3 separate regions of the Homo sapiens genome follow, and all the other regions are linked to region 3. A link is a contact called in ENCODE Hi-C or POLR2A ChIA-PET data. All regions are on one chromosome and are shown on one strand. Each heading gives the region's core, a stretch centred on a gene start or an enhancer-like site at or near the end of the contact. The rest is flanking DNA. Distances are from core to core; before and after follow the strand shown. Region 1 holds the start of SPATA24 (spermatogenesis associated 24). Region 2 overlaps NRG2 (neuregulin 2). Region 3 overlaps CXXC5 (CXXC finger protein 5).

Region 1 (3,204 bases), core at 408-2,907, 260 kb before region 3:
AGGGTTTCACCATGTTGGCCAGGCTGGTCTCGAACTCCTGACCTCAAGTGATTTGCCCGCCTTGGCCTCCCAAAGAGCTGGGACTACAGTTGTGAGCCACTGCACCCATCAGAGGCTAATACTTAATGAGCCTGCCTAACCACAGGGATCCTGGGAAACGGGGGAAGATTAGGAGACCGCAGAGGCCATTACTTACCACCAGCTTCTTCTCCACTGCCTGGAACTCTTCTTTACTGACAAAATTTTCGTCCTGGAGAACCATCTGCAACAGAGCCTGGCTGAGGGAGGGCCTGGGGCTGGAGTAGAAGGGGCGCCCTCTAGGGACCAGGACCAAAAGCGGATAACAGGATGATGCTCGTGGTACCTAGGATGAGACTGAGGCCTTGGGAAGGGAGAATTCAGTTCCACAGATAAACTGAGACTCAGCTCTAAGTGCTGCCCTCAAGGAGCAGCCAGTCTCATGGAGGAGGCAGTCCACAGTTAGCACTTCTAACATGTTGTGTGCCTTGATGGGGAGACATAAGGGGATCTGGGGCTCAGAGGAGGCCCCAACCCAGCCTGGGGAAGGGTCAGAATCACTTCCGGAGAAGGGGATGTTAGACCTGAGATCTGACTGCTATATAGGGTGGGCCAGAAGAGGGATAGAGAGAAAAGCACTCTGGATGGTGGGGACACACATGCCAAGGTCAGCTGCCAAGAGGAAGACCTGGGTACCTTCAGGGAATCAAAGGCAATTCAGTGCCTAGAGCTCCATATATTTTGTTGAATGAGAGCATTAGGGTAGCAAATAGGACAGGTCTCTCTCCCCTTTCCCCCACATTCAACTTCCCAGAAGGGAAGAAATTGTCTAAGAACAACTTAGAATGAGAAGTAGATGTGAAGCCAGTTTTATTTCTGAGATGGAGATACATCCTAACCTTCTTATCAAGACAGGAAAACAAAACCAGAAAAACCATGAACTCCAGATGGCCAGGATTCTATCATGCCTACCCAGGTAATCTGTGACTGCAATGCTTTGCACCCATTAGCTGGGGTTTGATTGAGAAGGCAAAAGCTAAGGCATGTAAAGTTCTTGGAGGCCCCTAAGTTAGCGCTGGCAAGGGCCAAATCTGCGCTTACTGCATTCAACACGGCACTGCCTTTGACTCTCGGGAATGGTGTCCATAATAGAAGGGATGACAGTTTCTCTGCCTGCACAGGAGGGCCATGGGAACTCAGTGACGTCATCTCCACTGAAAATGGGGAAACTGAGGCTCAGGGACTCTCTACCAGCTCTTGCAGCAACCAGGCAAACGGAAGGGAGAATATGGCTTGATTTTAGTTAAAATTCCCTGGTTCAGGAAGGTCCGCCCCTTTTTGGCTCCACCCCTACCGACTGAGCCCGGCCTCCTCCTGATGACGCCATGGGCCATGCGTTCTAGCCACGGCCCCCGCATCGGAACAGGTTCTGGCCCCGCCCCCACCAGTGAGGCATCCGGCCCCGCCTCTCCCCAAACTCCTCTGGCTGCATACCACGTTCCTCAGCTGGTGGATTAGTTCCTCCTGAGACTCAATCACGTCCCGCAGTTGATCTAAAGCGAGACACACAGATCCTGACCCCGCCTTCGACCACCCGAGGGGCGTCGCCATCTTCCGCCCCCGCCAGCTAGTTGGAAATGGCTGCCTCGGGGGTGATCCTCGCCGTCGCCCACCAATGAGAATGCGACGCCACAGAGCACCCTGGCAACGGGGGGCGGGGACTTCCTATGTTAGCGGGGCGAGGGGCCGCCTCTTAAAGGAGCCGCCTGGAGCGGGGAAACTGCTGACAACCCTTAAGGCATTTAAGTTTACAGGAAATTGCGCTTTTATTGCGTCTTCTGTTTCTCACGCAGTCCTGAGAAGCCGGCAGGGCCCGGCTTGTACTTTCCTTGCCTGCGAGCAGGCAACACTCAAAACAGCAGCCCTCAGCCTTCACCCAGGGCCTGTTAAACTGCATGACCACGAAGCAAGAGCCAGCATAGGCAACTCCTGCATCTTTAGCTTCTCATGCCTCTTTCTCCAAATCTTTATCCTAATCTCCAAATTTCCTCCATTGTATGAGATTCCAGCCTCCTGGAACACACTTAGTACTTAGGGGTCCTAAGCCTAAGCACGGAAGATAGACGAAGATAAAAAATGAGAATGGCTACACCTGAGATCAAAGTCTTCATACTCTGATACCAGGCTCTGGGCACTAGAGTCTGCACTAGAGTCATGTGCCACCACCCGAGGAGGAGGACCCTGAAGAGATTAGGAGGACTGAAGAGGGCTTGAAGGAGGAGAGTTTAGTAAAATGAAGTCAGGGAAGGATACGGTGATTACGCACACTCACCAAGTCTCTATTGAAGGCTTTTTTTTTTTTCTTGGAAACCCAAATAAGATTAGGTTTGGAGAACATCAGAGCGAATATATATTGTGTTCACTATTTCGTGGCACCGTTATGTTTATATTATTTCATGTGACCCTCATGGAACTCCTATCAGCCCCTTTTTACCTAGGCTCTATGAGAATGAGAATGAATAACTTGCCCAAGGTCACTCTAGTAAGTTGTGGAACGGAGTTCTGCTATGGGCAGTTTGGTTCCAGGGTCCGTGTTTTTGTTTGTTTGTTTTTTGAGATGTAGTCTCGCTCTGTCGCCCAGGCTGGAGTGCAGGGACGTGATCTCGGCTCACTGCAAACTTCACCTTCCGGGTTTAAGGGATTCTTCTGCCTCAGCCTCCCAAGTAGCTGGGATTACAGGCGCCCGCCACCACGCCTGGCTAATTTTCTTATTTTTAGTAGATACGGGGTTTCACCATGTTGGCCAGGCTGGTCTCGAACTCCTGACCTCAGGTGATCCGCCTGCCTCGGCCTCCCAAAGTGCTGGGATTACAGGCATGAGCCACCGCGCTGGGCCTGGAGTTCATGTTCTTAACCAGGATGTTGTGCTGCATTTGTGTTGCACGTCATGGGTGGAAGTTATGGAATTTGATACCCCCAAGTAGGAAATGACTATACTAACAAGGAGTTTGGAAAAAAAGTTACCAGTGACTATGAAAGGAGGCAGAAAGCTCAGGGTAAGTCATTCAAGCCGCTCCCCAAAACCCCCCGGGGGGCCTGACAAACTTGGCCATCCCTGTGGTTCTCTCAGCGGGAGCCCTTGTTTTGTTTCTTGCGTTTATTTTCATGGACTTGGAGACAAGGCCA
Region 2 (3,517 bases), core at 473-2,972, 370 kb after region 3:
CAGGTAGCTAAATTCCCTGGGATTGTACCAGCTGTGCATGAATATGGTCAAAATCAAACTCTTCATTGACAACTGCGGTCTCTGTCTTCTGAATGAAAATCAAAGCAATCATGCACTGTGGAGTTTTCTCTTTTTGTCTGTGAAATCATGTGATCTCCCACATGGACTCTACTGTGAGATCACCAAGCGTGTGAAACAATAAGAATTGCTGTATGGGTTGAGATGCAGCCCTAAATCTCAGTGATAAACCTTTGGATCTCTCCTTTGAGCATCCCAGTTAAGACTTATACAATGTATTGTCAGGGAAAACTTAACGGCAAAGTATCTGAAAAATAAGTTGGTATTTTCATTCCTGAGTCCAGAATTATATTTGTGAGGTAAGGTATTGAGGAGAAAAGAGGATCCTTTAATAGATACTTGAGATAGAGGACTCAGAGATCACTGGAACTAGGTAGATAAGATCTTGGGCCAGGTTAAGAAAATATGTATTACCTGGGAAGAATTTACCACAAAATTGGCTTAATGGCAAAATTAACATTCTCCCTCTGTTGAAAGAAAATTTAAGACTACTTTGGGCCGGGCGCGGTGGCTCACGCCTGTAATCCAAGCACTTTGGGGGGCCAAGGCGGGTGGATCACGAGGTCAGGAGTTCGAGGCCAGCCAGGCCAAGATGGTGAAAACCCGTCTCTACTAAAAATACAAAAATTAATCGGGCGCGGTGGCGGGTGCCTGTAATCCCAGCTACTCAGGAGGCTGAGGCAGGAGAATTGCTTGAACCAGGGAGACGGAGGTTGCAGTGAGCTGAGAATGTGCCACTGCACTCTAGCCTGGGCGACAGAGCAAGACTCCATCTCAAAAAAAAAAAAAAAAAAAAGACTGCTTTGAAAAACATTGTGTTTTTAGAGAAACACACACTTCAAGAATAAATTATTCCTGAATATTTTACCACAGAGCCTTAAAGCGGGGTAGCTGAGAACAGGGATTAAGAAGGAAACTTTTCATCATATATTTTTATGTATTTTCTGAATTTTGAGCCATATAAATGTGCTACAGCTCCAAAAATATAAATATAATTTTATAAAGAAAAAACTAATTGATATTAGGAAATAAAATTAAAATGCCCTAGATAAAACAGGATAGTAAAGGGGAAGCACACTTGCTTTGATTAGGGGCCGAGAGGAAGTTAGTCACCTAGATTGTTAATATACCACCATCCCTAGCTCTCAAACTGTTTGTTAATTCAAACCGACGGTTGTTTTATTTTTGTTTAAATTTGGGGGTGGGCAAGTAGTAATCTACCTTCCAAAAGAAAAAAAAATAAGAGGGTCTTTTCCAGCAAGATCTTTATTCTCCAGTGCTCAAATCCCATTAACACTAATCAGCACAATGATTAAGCACATTGTGGTTAAGTACTCTAGTTGATAATGATTCTTTCGGAAGAAAGGTTCCCATAGCGACAGGTAAAGGCTATCATCAAACTCAGCTTTTCAGCACAGGACTTGATGTCACAGGTCAGAGAGTTAAGATTGTTTTAGTTTTAATCTGGAGGCTTTCTTTAACTTCACTTGACTTTATCCATTCAAATGACACTGATGGAGAGTCCTTCTATAAACCAGGCAAAGTACGAAACGCGGCAGGGCAGGAGAACTAGGAGAAAGAAGACCTCAAAGATAAGCTATTGTTCCTACCCCAAGAATGCAGTCTGCCGAGGAAAGCAGCCACTACAAGAAATAATGACATTAGGGTGGTAATTCAATCGTTAAATCTACAACCATGCCTTGTCCTCATCACTAGGACTGGTCAGTTTCTAATCTAGTTTCACTTTCCCATCTTCAAGCTGCAGCACAGCTGGGTTTCCAGCTGGCTGGGGAAGAAAAGATTCTTTAAATAAACAGCATTTAAAAAATATGTAGTCGCTTTTGCTATACTGAATTTTGTGAACCACCTTTCTCTAATATGTGAATCTGGGTGCCACATTAATTTAAAACTATCCTAAAGAATGTAAAAATCCTTAGGAATACACCTTTCCTTGTAGCAACAAAGTACACTATACACTGGAAAACTGCTAATCAGGAAATCCCAAAGAAAGAAATGATCTTCATTTTTTATGCTATTTACTGCATCTATTCAATAAGGAAACTGCTTAAAAACATGAATATAAGAAAACAACAAGATAGGGTGTAATTATACCAAAATATATGCAACCATCTTTTAAAATGCAGGACTATTTGCAGAACATGATGTTTTTATAACATTGTACAGAATTGCTAATCCCTGCAAGGCCTTTCTAACTCTTTTTCCTCGCCTTTCCACAGAAGGCACAGAAAACACCTCCCTCCATACAATGCAATCTTCTAAGAAATGCAAAGATTTTACTCAACTCTATCACCAGATGTACTCTTTCTGGATAAATGATACACATTAGATATGTAAAAATATCACTCTGGCAGGTCTTGCTCTTCCAGAAAGACCCCTGTCTACCTTTCCCCACCTTAGATCACAGACTTCAAGTCAACATTTCATGGTGGAAACGAGCCATTTATGAGGACTGATAAGAAGAGGTCCAGTGTGACCTCCTGCATTGATGCTCCTGAGGCCAATTTTTAAACACAATATTATCCCTCCATATTTTGCCCCCCTCCAAAAAAAAACCCACGGGCTTTCTAGGTGACTTCCCAGAGAACCACACCTCTCAGAACCTACACACACTCAGACCTGAAACTAGCTAAACAAAGCAACAATGCAACCTCAGTTGCTCAATGTAACGGCCATGACGACAGTTTCCAAGTGCCAGTTTCCCTATTTTGCAATGGGCAAATCTGCTCCAAGGAGAAAATGTTCCCAATGACCCTGTGGCCCAGAGGGCTTTCTTTAGAATAGAAAACAGAAAATGAATTTGTTAGTTATTTCCTGCTAAGCACAAGGACAGTGTTGTGGTTAGTTAGGATGATTTTGTTTCCTTATTTAATATAGCATTACCAGTACATGTTTTCTTTAACCACATAGTAGAAAACAAGAAAATGCAGTTTATGCTCTTCTGTTATATTATCACCAATTCCACAAGTCTCACAAATATGTCCTTTAATTTCTAATCCCCTTATATAAGGCTCCCCAAAATGGTACCTATTTATATACTTCCCTTTGAATATCAATTCAAAGCAATTTTTTTTTGCATTCTAAAATGTTTACTGCCATACACATTCCTGATCCTTGATAATTTGTGATATGTGAGGGCCCTTCCTTTACCAGTGATTGCAGTTCTAAATGTATCTTTTTAAGAACTATACTACACATGCTATTTTGATAATATGAGATGATCATAACCTAGAAACAGACCATATTTCTGCCCCTCAAATCTTTCATGATTTCTGCATTCAACTGTTAAGCTACTGAATACCCACTAGAACAAACAATGTGTAATTGATAAGGTGTATTGTGTTGGGGGAAGGAGAAAGTAGGAGGAGGGAGACAAGGGAGCAGAGAAGCCAGTTACTCTATGGGGTTATCTGACAAAGAC
Region 3 (3,277 bases), core at 628-3,127:
CAGTTCTCCATAAACGACTGGACCGTGGTTGAGGAGGAGAGAGGGACCCAAGCATCCTGAGGGACACAAACAGCAGTGGCCAGTCAGGAAACTGGATGCCCGTGCCGCGGACTCTGGAGTTGGACAGGCCTGGGCTCCACACCTGGCTTGGTCGCTGCCTGCTATGTAATCATGGGCCAGTCTGCTCACCTCTCTGACCTCATGTTTGTCACCTGTGAGATCGGTATGACTCTCATCTCTGTCTCAAAACCGCAGGACCTGAAGTAGATGGTGGGGTGTGTTGTCATCAGTTCTCATTATGTCACCTGGATCTCCAGGCGAGCATGCCCCTCCACCTGCTCCACTAGACCTGGCATTTTTCTGGGGGTGGCATCCCACAACAAGGGCTCCTTAATTAGAATGTCTTGGATTTAGCCTTCTCTAGGGCTGTTCTCAGATGGGGATGCTGAGGTACCTGAGTGAAGAGGCTGAGCTGGGGGCCAGGGGTTGGGGGAGGGATGGGAATGGGTTGGACCCAGGGCAAAGGAACCCATGGGTGTTGGGTGGAAAATCCTGGAGGCTTCCTAATATCAGAGGGAGCAGAGAGAGCCGACTGTAGTTTCAAGGCTTTCTCTGTCTCCCACCCCCTATGCTCACACAGCAAGGCTATATGTTAGACTTGAGCAGGGACTTCCAGGTGGCAAATGGAGCCTTTGCAGGGTGGCGAGAGGCTTGGGATGTGCCTTTGTGGCAGGGCTGTCAGGGCTGTGGGAGATCTAAGAAGAGCCGACATGAGCTGGCAGGGCTGAGGGCGAGGGAGGTAGGAGGAAAGGCTGTCTAGAAGTGTAGGTAGGCCTTCTTCCTTTGGGCAGAAGAGGAGATGCAAGCCTGGCCAGTGGGGTGCTACCCTCGTTGTAACCTTCAGGCTTCTACCACATGTCCATCCCCCCATGGTCCTGCAGGCTAGACGGGGAATGCTTTGTATTTGGGGCTGGGGAAACTGAGGCATGAAGGATTGCCTCAGAGCTCAAAAGCAAATGGTGAGAGAACCAGGGCCATGACCTGGGTTACCCAACACGCCTGGCCTGACTTGTCCGTGACGTTCACACTTATGCTGGCAGATGTGGACAGTAAAAACAACAACATGGCTATCCTTAGTTGAGCACCTACTGCATGTGGACGCTACACTGACCCCTTCACATAGGTCCTCTCCAGGACCTGACGAGGTGGGGGCTGTCAGCGGCTGCATTTCACTGGCTAGGGGTTGGGCTCAGCGAGGGTCAGCAACCTGTCTGAGGTCACCTAGGCTGGAGGCTGCAGAGCTAGGAGAGGAATCCTGACTCCAAAGCCCCACTTGGACCCTGGCATGGCCTGAGCCTGTGTCTCTGAGATGAGGGGCTCCCCTCGCCCCATTACACACAAGATGTGTAGTGTTCCTAGTTGAGCCAGCCCCCTCCCCCATGCCCAGCTCCTTAACTCTCCTAGGTCCCTCTGCTATCTCAAGGCACTTTCCAGGTTTGAACCTAAGAGCATTGGAACTGCTAACCTAACCCCTTAACTCCAGGGAGGAGGGTGGATGGGTGGGTGGGGGATCCCCTGAGGAGCAGATGGATGCCCCTTGGGGTTTCTGGGTTCTTCCTGCAGACAGGTTCTGGGAAACTCCATGGTTAGGCCTGTGGAAGCTGCCTCGGGGCCTGGTCAGGGTTGCGCACCTCCTCCACCCCCTCCCCAGGGGCTCCATTTCCCTCTCCTGGGCACCCTGCAGGGAGGAGTTGAGCAAGTGCCCTTGAGCTGGCACTTCCTCTTTGGTATACAGGGACATAGCCACAATGACCCCCCATCCCGTGGTCCGTGTGTCACTTAGCACCAGGCGCTGCATGGCCCTGGGTCAGGGCTCACTAAAGGTCACTTCATCGGGTTGACTTTACTAGAGGCTAGTCCCAGCCTCAGATCATTTCCCCTTTCTGGTCTCAGTTTCTTCATCTGTGAAATGACTGTGCGAGTCTGCCCTGCGTGCTCTCTGAGGCAGGGGTAAGTTCATTCCCCGCAGACAGACACACTTAGGAGCTTTGTGACTGGTGTTCCAGTCCCCCAGGCCCAGAGCTCCTGTAGCCCTGACACCTGCACAGGGGTCCAGGGGAAGAAGTGTGGGCTCTAGAGTTGGGCCAGCCTTCTTTTCAGCCTCACCTCCACTGTCCACACTTGCTTGACCTTGACCCACACCAGTGCCCCACTCAGCTCTGAGCCTCAGTGTCCTCATCTGCAAAATGGGAGAATCATGATGCCTACCTCTGTGGGTTGCTGTGACCATCAAACAAGATGATGTGGACAGAGCACATGGCACAGAACTGATAGAGTGTGGTGACAGCGGAGCCCTTCCCCCCAGACTATCCTCCTGGTCACTGTACCCCAGCCTTGGTCTTGAGGATTCTGGGAAGGAGATGGTGCCAATCTGCTGGCTCAGCCAGCTTGGCCACTGACCTTCAGAGCACCCAGGCTGTCAAGGCCGCCAACTGCCTGCTGGGCGGGCAGGGGGGAGTGCCAGCCAGCTCCTCGCCTGACGCTGCCCGCTCCTGCTCCCACTCTCCTCTCCCTCTCTGCGCCTGTGTGTGAGCTAATTAATCTCAGCCCCTTTGGGAAATTAGAACGCCGCAGCCGCGGCCTCCTCAGCCTCGCGGTGCTTGTGCTGCTACTGGGCCATGCCAAGACCCGCTGTGGTTTAGGGGCACCGGGGTGGGGGATGGGGGCACCGGGATGAGCTGGGCCGGCCATGGGTCTCCCAGAGCCCCCACCTCCTTGCTGGAATGCTCTGGTCTCTCAGCCCCCTCCTTTCCCAGATAGCATCCATAAGGATGCCAGGCCAGTGCCCAACTGTGGTAAAACCTAACCCCCAGTGGCCTCTCTGACCTGGTCCCAGGGCTGTTATGGCCACCCCCTTACACCACATTCCATCTCATTGCAGGGTCCTCTTGCCTGCCCAGCTTGGGCTGATGGAGACAGATGTAATTATGGAATTTTGCTTGGGAAATTAATTTGAAAAAGTTAATTAATTGGTGGTTCCGGAGGTGGCGGGCTCCACGCCCGGCCAGTCTTGCTGACGTCAGTGCTGACCCACTGGAGACGTGCAGCTTCCGGGCAAGCTGGGCAGAGGGACCCCGGTGACCTGGCTGGGCAGCCCTGGAACAGGTAGATGGACAGCGAGGAGCAAAGGGCAGACCAGTGTCCTGGCCCAGAGTGGGCACCTGGGAAGGGTTTGTTGACCAGACCTGCTGAGGATAAGAACCCGGCCACTTGTTTG

What was found. A loop is a pair of places that touch in the nucleus more often than their neighbours do. ChIA-PET counts read pairs that join two places held with the same protein, here RNA polymerase II (POLR2A). Pooled maps may share reads with other maps.
Region 1: a loop to region 3 is called in a map with no recorded cell type, with 2.9 times the contacts of the local background. The contact joins the promoter of SPATA24 here to the enhancer-like site in region 3. A Hi-C loop is called at or near these places in 1 of 168 maps with a recorded cell type or tissue (cardiac septum), 9 of 37 single-sample maps with no recorded cell type and 7 of 50 pooled maps. POLR2A ChIA-PET finds 5 or more read pairs at or near these places in 3 of 52 experiments (GM12878, OCI-LY7 and activated B cell).
Region 2: a loop to region 3 is called in a map with no recorded cell type, with 2.7 times the contacts of the local background. The contact joins two enhancer-like sites. A Hi-C loop is called at or near these places in 5 of 37 single-sample maps with no recorded cell type and 3 of 50 pooled maps. POLR2A ChIA-PET finds 5 or more read pairs at or near these places in 1 of 52 experiments (H1).

The regions. Positions count from the first base shown.
Region 1 is chr5:139,402,432-139,405,635 of GRCh38, forward strand. SPATA24 (spermatogenesis associated 24) reads right to left here and starts at 1,658. Exons shown (of 6, transcript NM_194296.2): 1 at 1,513-1,658; 2 at 197-262. The coding sequence starts at 1,629. RefSeq lists enhancers at 1,022-1,595, 1,421-1,650, 1,596-2,168.
Region 2 is chr5:140,037,054-140,040,570 of GRCh38, forward strand. All of the region lies in intron 1 of NRG2 (neuregulin 2), which reads right to left. Among named protein-coding and RNA genes, the nearest start is that of NRG2, 4.5 kb to the right of the region's middle. Within about 2 kb of position 1,723, at least 6 of the 41 ENCODE cell types and tissues checked have a DNase peak (open chromatin) inside an H3K27ac peak, as active enhancers do.
Region 3 is chr5:139,662,639-139,665,915 of GRCh38, forward strand. All of the region lies in intron 1 of CXXC5 (CXXC finger protein 5), which reads left to right. Among named protein-coding and RNA genes, the nearest start is that of CXXC5-AS1, 15 kb to the left of the region's middle. Within about 2 kb of position 1,878, at least 19 of the 41 ENCODE cell types and tissues checked have a DNase peak (open chromatin) inside an H3K27ac peak, as active enhancers do; they include GM12878 and OCI-LY7, where a contact is called at or near this core.